2 separate regions of the Mus musculus genome follow, and region 2 is linked to region 1. A link is a contact called in ENCODE Hi-C or POLR2A ChIA-PET data. All regions are on one chromosome and are shown on one strand. The core of a region is the stretch at or near the end of the contact, and the rest is flanking DNA. Distances in the headings are between cores, read along the strand shown.

The links. A loop is a pair of places that touch in the nucleus more often than their neighbours do. ChIA-PET counts read pairs that join two places held with the same protein, here RNA polymerase II (POLR2A).
Region 2: a map of heart shows a loop between it and region 1 (2.0-fold over the local background). The contact joins the promoter of Nfix here to the enhancer-like site in region 1. A Hi-C loop is called at or near these places in 17 of 37 maps with a recorded cell type or tissue (Patski, adrenal gland, gastrocnemius and 4 more). POLR2A ChIA-PET finds 5 or more read pairs at or near these places in 3 of 5 experiments (Patski and embryonic stem cell).

The regions. Positions count from the first base shown.
Region 1 is chr8:84,764,137-84,768,626 of GRCm38, reverse strand. All of the region lies in intron 2 of Nfix (nuclear factor I/X), which reads left to right. Among named protein-coding and RNA genes, the nearest start is that of Nfix, 34 kb to the left of the region's middle. Within about 2 kb of position 2,131, at least 1 of the 3 ENCODE cell types and tissues checked has a DNase peak (open chromatin) inside an H3K27ac peak, as active enhancers do; it is heart, where a contact is called at or near this core.
Region 2 is chr8:84,798,439-84,802,726 of GRCm38, reverse strand. Nfix (nuclear factor I/X) reads left to right here and starts at 2,359. Exons shown (of 11, transcript NM_001371053.1): 1 at 2,359-2,729. The coding sequence starts at 2,703.

The DNA.
Region 1 (4,490 bases), core at 882-3,381:
ATTCAGCAGGGGAAGCTGAGGCAGGACTGAAGCGAGAAACCCTGTCCAGGAGATGCGAAGGCCTATTTCCTTGGGACGACTTTTCATCCAGAAAGGGGGTCCCAGAGCAGGCAGTGTGGCAGCAGGAGTGGGGGCGGGAGGGCTCTGCATCGTGGAGAGGTGTGGCCAAGTAGGCCTGGCAGCCATGCCAACAGTCCCGGAGGTCAACCCTCACAGACCAAACCAAACCTTGGTTTCAGTCCTAGCAAAGAAAATGAAATTCAGAACTATCAAAATTCTTCCCCTCTTGGTAGGCGCGCGCCTCCTATACCCATCACAGGACCTAGAGTCCTTGACTCGGATTAGGCTCAAATCATACATGTCCCCATTGCCCACTAGGACAGGGTATCACAGCCTGTCCTCATCTGAGATTTCAAAAAGTCAGTTTTGTATGTGTGTTTTGTTTTTGGTTTTTTGTTTTTGTTATTTTGTGGTTTTTTTGTTTGTTTTTTTGTTTGCTTGTTTCTGTTTTGTTTTGTTTGTTTGTTTTGAGACAGGGTCTCACTGTGTATCTCTGGCTGTCCTGGAACGCTCACTATGGAATCAGGTTGGCCTTGAACTCAGAGATCCCCCTGCCTCTGCCTCCCTGGTGCTAGGATTAAAGGACTGCTCCACTGCACACAGCTCAGCAGTCTTTTGTGTCATGGTACCTCCATTCCCCAGCTATCAACATATGCTTTTGTTTATAATTCATCTAAGTGAGAACCCAAATAAGATTGTTCCTGCATGACCACGGCCGCCCCCCCCCCCAACACCCTGCCTGGTACTGGTGGGTGCTTCATGTCACCGTTGCCCTCCTCCTGATCTTCACGACTGTTCTGGGGGCCATTCCACCCATGTGGGACCACTGCATACTGGACTCTGTGGTCCAGTGTGCTACCAGGCCCTGGGGCGGGCAGGCTCAGCCATATTTGTCATAGGGAATGAGATAGTAACTCGGGCTTCGCCTTGCGAAGTTCTTTTAAGTATGAGATGTTACAGTTTGATTCTGCTGCTCCCAGGAGTTGAGCTTAGCATTCACACTAGCCTTGAGGCTCGAGTGAGAGTGAGCAAGGATGCCTCCACCAGCAGTGGCTATGGCTTGTTCCTGCTTCACGCTCTAAAACTGTTGTGAGTTCCCAACCCTTCTGGTGAGCCTGGTGCACGTGGGAAAGACCAGCACAGCCTGGCTCCCTTTTGAGATCCACCCTGAGCACTGGCCCTTCCTTACCTACTTGTCTGGGTCTTAAGGCATCGCCATCTGGTATCAGGGTTGGCAGAGACCGTGGGGTCCGGGAACGCAGTTAGTGACATTAGCAAGTTCTCTGGGTTATTTTGTGATGCAACGTCGAGTCCCCTTGAGACGTTTCTATAGGCAGGCAGTGCCACCATTGCTTTGGTGGTTAAGTCTTATTTCCTCTGTCTCACAGGCTTGAGTCAGCTTATACCTAGGCCATCCTTGGATGGCAGCTGCCACAGTGACCACTGTTAGGGTTTACTGAGCCCGACCCAACATGCCTCTCTGCCTCCTTCACCTGTTGTCCTGGGGTTGTCCAGGTAGAAGCAGGGTGATCTCACTGTGTCGGCTTCCCTCCTTCCCACCCTCCTCCTCAGTGGCCTCCTCAGTGTCCACAGCCCTGCCAGAGTCCTAGGGCACTTGCCATCTTCAGGGCCTTCTGCTACGTAATACTCAAATCTCAGAGCAAAACAACAGTGCCTGGCTCCTGTGCACGGTTCTTAGGAACTGCAACAGGATAGCAGAGGCCCTCAACAAGTACAGGGCCTGCAGCCCTGACTGTGGACAGACTACTCTGACCCCTCTTCAGGCTTGGGCTTATTTATGGAGCCCTTGACCACCTGCTTCTGTCCCCTTTGTCCACAGTGTTGTCTGCCCAGCCAGTCAGGAAGCTTACTGCATGCGGGTCCCAGGGGTCCTGGTAGTGCGCTCTCTATGCGGACTAGACTAGAGCTGTAACACGAGGGAGAAAACGAAACAGCTTTGTCTGAGCTTGTGCTTACAGACGTCAGACCATGAGTGAGCCAAAGCCCGCTGGATGGTCCAGTCTGAATTATGGGTACAGTGACCAGCTGTACTCTGTCATCAGCCCAGAGGAAACAGGCTGTTCTGCAGCAGGAGCGTTGGGGGCTAGCCACCAGAAGGACTTCCCGAGGAATTGTTTTACTTTTTGGCTGTGCCAAAGAGAGTGGAAGAATGTCCTTTATGAGGAGCACACTTAGCCTATGGTCGCAGAGCTCTGGGAAGTAGGAAATCCTTTCTGAGCTTAGCAGGCAGGAGCCAGGTGATAGCTTCTAGAAAGTTCCATCTAGTATACCCGGTAGGCATGAACCTGAGGTAATCCTTGCTGGTGAGAGGCAAGGCCTTCAGGGCTTCCTTGGGGGCAGCTCAGTTCATGGAGGCCATGAAGGGAAGTCAGGCTCCTTTTTGCAGAGATGGGGCACAGACAGGCAGTGAGACCCATGCCAGGTTCTCTCTCCACGCCAGTGTCCGGTGGCAGTGAGTGTCCCCACTTTTTTGCCTGGAGAAGGTAGCTGCCTCCCAGCCCTTTCTGCCTTCCTCTCGAAGGAGCTGCCACGCTTAGGTTATTTTATCCTTCACTGTCCGATTGATTCAGAAGCCTTTTCAAAGGCTCCAGCCGTGTCAGCGTGTCAGCGCAGGGCTTGCACAAAAGGCCTCTTTGATTTCTTGTTTGTTTTCATTTGCCTGCGGAGGGGGAGGGGGCCCCCAGAGAAAGAGCTCCTGGGTTTCAAAATTTTTATTTGGGTTGTTTCATTCTGGGAGCTGGCTCCCTGGGACTTCTGTCTCAGTTAGGGAGGGACCAGTGGCTGGGCAGAGGGTGCCCGTGGCCCCCGGAGCAGGTGTAGGGCTCAGGGCACTCATCCCACAGTGGACCGCTGAGAGGCTCTTCTCAGCAACTAGGCCCACAGATGGGGAATCCAGCTCACGTTGAAGCCTGTGTCTGGAGTCATGAAAGGTCCCAAGTGCCTGACGGTAAATGACTTGTCCCTGTTCCTTGTGTCCCCTGAGGACTGGAGTGGCACCCAATTCCATCATTTTCTTCCTGGTTCTCTGGACTGAGAGCATGAAACCTCTATAATACGAACTTCTCGCTAAAGGGTGTTTGGTGTCTTTGAAAACAGACAGAGCCTTTCCTGCCCCAGGCAGGAATGGAGGGAGGGATGCAGGTCTCCTTAGTGACTGCTCATCTTTCTGGGTGAGAATGGAATCTAGAGAGCAGGCATGCCACTTGTATAGGGCTGAGGGCAGAATGGCCCCCGCGGAGGCCCCTATTAGCAGAGTTGAGGCTGGAACTAAATGGAGGATCACCCTGGTTCACAGATGCCGACGACAAGGGACATTTAGGCCAGCCCTTGCCAAGGGCATGCCTGAAACCGTTGTGCATGGACCCCAGCACAACCAGGAAGAATGGTGGTGCATACTGTCAGGCCCTGGGGGGGAGTGGTGGAGACTCAGGCTTGGGCAGGTGGTCACAGTCATCAGCAACAGGGACGTGTGCCCACTGGGTGAGGGGGGGGGCTGCGTAGGGCCTGCTTGGCAGACGGGAGGAGGAGGCTGGGGGGCTGAGAGATAGATAAATATAGCTGATGGCATTTCTGATGGTAGGTTTTTCTTGGCACTGAGGGCACCATGGAAAACTGCACGACAAACGCCCGGCCCTACAGGCCGCCGTCGCCATTTTAAGCATATTTGAGCCGAAGGGTTGTTGGCATTAGAACAGGGTCCCAGAAGGCAGAGGGGCTGGGGTAGGGTGGTTTGGCTGCATCAGGCTGTCCCCTTTTCTCTCTAAGCGTGCCTGGGTCTCTGACTTTATCTCTATAGATACTTAATACCTGGTTTTCTGTCCCCTCTGGTGATGTGAAAAACACATATGTTTGCAGGTTGCCCTTTGCATTACCTCTTTCCCAGGCTGTTGCCCACCCCCACCAGCTGCCATGGCCAGGCAGCCCACCATTCAGCCCTTCCCCGTTTTCCATGTCTTAGTGGTGATGCAGCTACTGCTACCCTAGGGGTAGGTCTCCATTTGTTGGTATTTGGGGAACCCCAGTAACTTAAGGGTACTTGTCTACCCAGTCTACCAGAAACTGTCCTCTAATGATGGAGGAAAGGAATTGTCCCCTCTGGAGATGTGGAGTAGAGTTAGCAGTCCACGTGGTTCCTCCCCAGTCCCTCCCAGCAACCTGTCTTAAATCTACCGGCCTGGCTGGGTGTGTGTGTGTGCTGCTCTGGAGAGACCAGGCCTAGGGAGGGGTGACTGCCCTGCTGCACACCTTGCGGGCACTTGAAAGACCAGCAGGAGTTAGCTCATCCCGCCAGCTGACTGAGCCTTTCAGCCTGCAGAGGGCTGACTTCCTCCTTTCAGAGGTGGACTGATGTAGACAGGCAGGCAGGTGTCATTTTATATCACTCTGTAGAGGAGGAGACTGGAAGAGAT
Region 2 (4,288 bases), core at 1,110-3,609, 34 kb before region 1:
CATTGCTATGGGTTGTATAGACAGCATGACCTTGAGCTTGAACACATGGATATATGCTACATGGGCTAACACACCGGCACATCCCTGACAAAGGAAGACACCCAATGCCTGCTGTGCAAACACAAATGCTCACATACAGTCAGGCATGTTAGCATTGTCTGATACACACAGCTATTCATAGATTGACATGGTCTAACATACACTTACTGGCATGGGCGGACACACAGAGACCCATATCCCGGACATAGACACCCATCCTTGACCCATTGTGGTACACACAGGTCTTCTCTACTGACTGGGTCCCACAGGAAAACAAATGCATGTGAAGCCTTCTCATGGGCAGTCCCTCTGTGACCTTTGGACACTTAACTTACCTGCTGGGTCTCTCTCTCTCTCTCTCTCTCTCTCTCTCTCTCTCTCTCTCTCTCTCTCTCTCTCTCTCTCTCACACACACACACACACACATATGGGGAAAACATGTTACAGATCTCCAATGTGGCTGCACTGACCGTGTTGGGTCAGTGCTGATGCACTCAGTGTCCTATGGCCTCATCTCCTGTCATTCACACTCACATTTCCATCAGTGACCAGTATTCCCTGTCCTGATAGCTATGTTCCCCGTGCTTTGCAGAGGGAGGTGGAAGCACCTTTGCTGACTCATAGATACCTCCATGAGTACAGCCACACCCACGCCACTACTCAGAATATACTGAACACACACACACACACACACACACACACACACACACACACACACACACACACACAAAACTGGCCTTGCTCATACCCACACCAGACACCCCAGGCGCATCGCCTGCCCCCCATCTCAGAGGTTTGGGACGAGGGGCATAGCATTCAGGGACATTTATGCATACACATCCTTGTACCTCCTAGCCCCTACATACTCACTCACGCACACCTGGGCTCCTATACCACCCTGCCAGACAATGCATTGCTGAGAATTGCCACAGCTTCTTGGCTGGGGGGTGGGGGTGGGGACTGACAAGGTGCTGGCTGCACCTAGCAATAGGAGGGAGCTCTACCTTGGTGGGATCTGCCTGGGGACTGGGGCACAGTCTTCCCATCAACCTAGAGTCACCCAACAGTTCTCTATGTCCTACTTCAGAGTTTCCAGTACCCCCTTCCCAGCTTCTTTCTTCCCTCCCTCTCTGTGAAGACTTTTCCTTTCTCTCTCTGTTGCGAGAGAGAGAGAGAGAGAGAGAGAGAGAGAGAGAGAGAGAGAGAGAGAGAGAGAGAGAGAGTGAGAGAGAGAGAGAGAGAGAGAGTGTGTGTGTGTGTGTGTGTGTGTGTGTGTGTTTTGAAACAGGGTCTCAGTACACAGGTCAAGCCAGCCTCAAACTATGTAGCTCAGGCTGGTCTACAGCTCAGTTATAATTTTTCTCTTGGAGCTTCTGAGTGCAGGGATTGCAGACAGATGCCATATGCCAACCCACCCCACCTCATTCCCATCTGCAGTGGAAATGGGGAATCCTGGGCCTGCAATGGGCTGGAGCATCACCACAATACAAATAATGTTCCTAAGTCCCAGGACATGTGCAAAGCTATGGGAGACATATGAAGGGTAAGGGTGGTGTGTGTGTGTGTGTGCGCGCGCATGCATGCGTGTTATACTTGAGAGAGTTTTTACAGAACCTGCCAGCTGTTTTGCTATCAGGATTGTAGATCAGTGTGCCCTAGGTCTGGGGTATATCTGGCCAACTCAATGTATAACGTGTGTGTGTGTGTGTGTGTGTGTGTGTGTGTATGTACAGTGATACTTTGTGTCCTTTGTATGGGGGCTCCCATGTGTCAGTGTCACCATGTCTGGGTTGCCATAGCTGTCTTCCAAGATATTTTGGCGTGGCTGTGTGTTGGTGTGTCATTGTGTATCCAGAGTGTGACAAGGTATATATGGTTGTGTGATCGTGTGTGTCAATATTCTGCAGGAACATGTGTGGCACGTGCATGTATGTTAGTGTGGCTCTCCGCATCTGTCTGCATTGGGACGACATGTGACAGTAGGTGGTGTGTGGCTCTTGCTCGTGTCTGTGCCCGGTGTGCACCGCCGTCTGCTGCGACTCCATGAGGAATAGGCCCTGCGTTCCTTCGTGACATTTGTGCCCGTCCAAGCCCTGCTGCGTGTCAGCGTGTGTCGGCGCCCGAACGCCGGCCAGCACGTGTCGGGGCGGCCGCGTCGGTGTGCGTCCCCGCGTGTATGTGTGTGTGCGTGTGTGCGTGTGTGCATGTGTGTGCGCGCCGGCCGCGCTCACCCGCCCCGCCCGCCCCTCCCCGCGCCCCTCCTCCCGCCCGCGCCGCCCGCCCGCTCCCTCTCCCCGGAGTGCGCCGCTTCCAAACTTTGTCTAAACTTTCACTTTCACAGCGCGGCGGCGGCGGCGGCGGCGGCGGTGGCGGGCGAGGGCGAGCGGCCGAGCGGCGGCGGCATGGAGTAGACGCGCGGCGGCGGCGGCGGCGGCGGCGGACGCGAGAGGCAGCGGCGAGCGCGGCGGCGGCCCGGAGCCCGCGGGGCCGAGCCTGTGAGCGCGGAGCGGCGGCGGGCCGAGCGGGGCCGCGGGCCGGGCGGGCGCCGCGCGGCAGAGGCCGGAGCAGCGGAGCCGGAGCCCGAGCGCCAGCCAGCGCGACGCCGCCTGCCGGGCCTGCCCTCGCCGCGGCCGGCCTCCGCGCTCGCGCCCGGGCGCCCAGCGATGTACTCCCCGTACTGCCTCACCCAGGTACCGGCCGCCGCCCCCGCGCCCCGGGAGGGCCGGGCCGGGGTCCCGCAGGCGCGCGGGCAGCGGGCGGGGCGCGGGGGCGCTGCCCCGGGGCGCGCGGCAGGAGTGCGTGGAGAGGGGGCGAGGGGCGAACGCGCGCGGCGGGGTGCGGCGGACAGCGGACCCCTGCTGCTGCGCGGCGACGCGGCGTGGTGGCAGGCGCGGGCGGGCAGGGTGACACGGCGGCAGGAGGCAGAGTGGCCCCGGGGCGCGGGGGAGCACGGGCGGGCGGCGTTCCGTGCGCGCGGCGCGGCGCGGCCGCCCCGGGGTGGCAGTGGCGGGCGTGTGGGCAGCGGCTCTGCGTGCGGCTGGGGTGCCCCGGGCGGCCCGAGCGGCCCGGGCGTCTCCCCAAAGTCTTTGTTCAGGCCTCGCATGGGAGCGGGGCTGAGAAAATGGCGGGGCTCCCAAATTTCGGAGGGGCAGGGGAGGGGAGGGAGGGACGGGCGTGCTGCCAGCCCGGGCCGCGCCTCTCTGCGGATCCTGGACGTTTGCAGACGCGGCTCCCCGGCCCCAAACTTTCCTCCGTGCAAACTTTCCGGTCTCGAAGACCAGGACCGCCGCTGCGTGAACCTGGAAGTGCCCCGGGGAATCCCGGTCCGCTACCCGCAGGCGGGAAGGGCGGGAGCGGCGGCGGCCACCGCAGGTCGACCCTGTTGGGATCAGCCGTCGGGTCAGCCTCGGGCACAGCAGCGCCGACCTTGGCGTGCTTCGGGAGCGCGAGCGCGAGAACGCGTCCCGCCTCCAGCGAAGTTCCCTGCGCTATGGTGTAGCGGAGGCTCAGGCCTGGAGCGTGCCTGATCTGCCACCCCACTCTTTTTAGCCGTGACTCCAAGCTCTGAGAGGGCACCAGCCAGACCAACCCAGATCTAGAGGGGCCCTCACAGCTCTATCTGCAGGACCAGGCCAGGGCAGATGACAGATTTCGGCAGGCAGAGGGAATTTGTGGAGGTTGTCTAGCCTTGCCTGCTGGCCAGGCCTGTCTGTGGGAGCTCTCTAGGCCAACCCCAAGTCCCTAATGGCAATCCTTTGCTAAACCAGAGCCCTTTCCGACAAGTGCTAAAAGTGCCACCACCTTAGAGTGGGAACATATACTCATGGTGTGTATATATGGCCAGGTATTCAAGGAGCATGCCAGGATGTTTTGAAGGGCAAGAAGGTATATGCAGGCGGGTTGCAGTTCCAGCGACACCACGTTCTTGTAGTCCCAGGGGCTACTTGTCTGTGTGTCTAGAGTCTGTGTGTGACTTCTGTAGGCTGGCAGTGGCCAGACTGCGTGGCACAAACACAGATGACCAGGGGAGATGGTGTGTCTTCCAGTACAAATCACGTGCAAGTGTGTGTCAGCGGAGGAGCCCATGCTCGCCTGTCCTGCAAGCGTTAAGAGCCAATCTGACCACCATAGCAGTGTGGGTCTGTTCCTTCAAGTTGTCAACTACTCTGTGTTGGGTTCCCCACAGGAGGACCTGGTCAGCTATCTAGATCTGAGCTGTGGCTCCCTTCAGGGAGATTGATGATCTGCT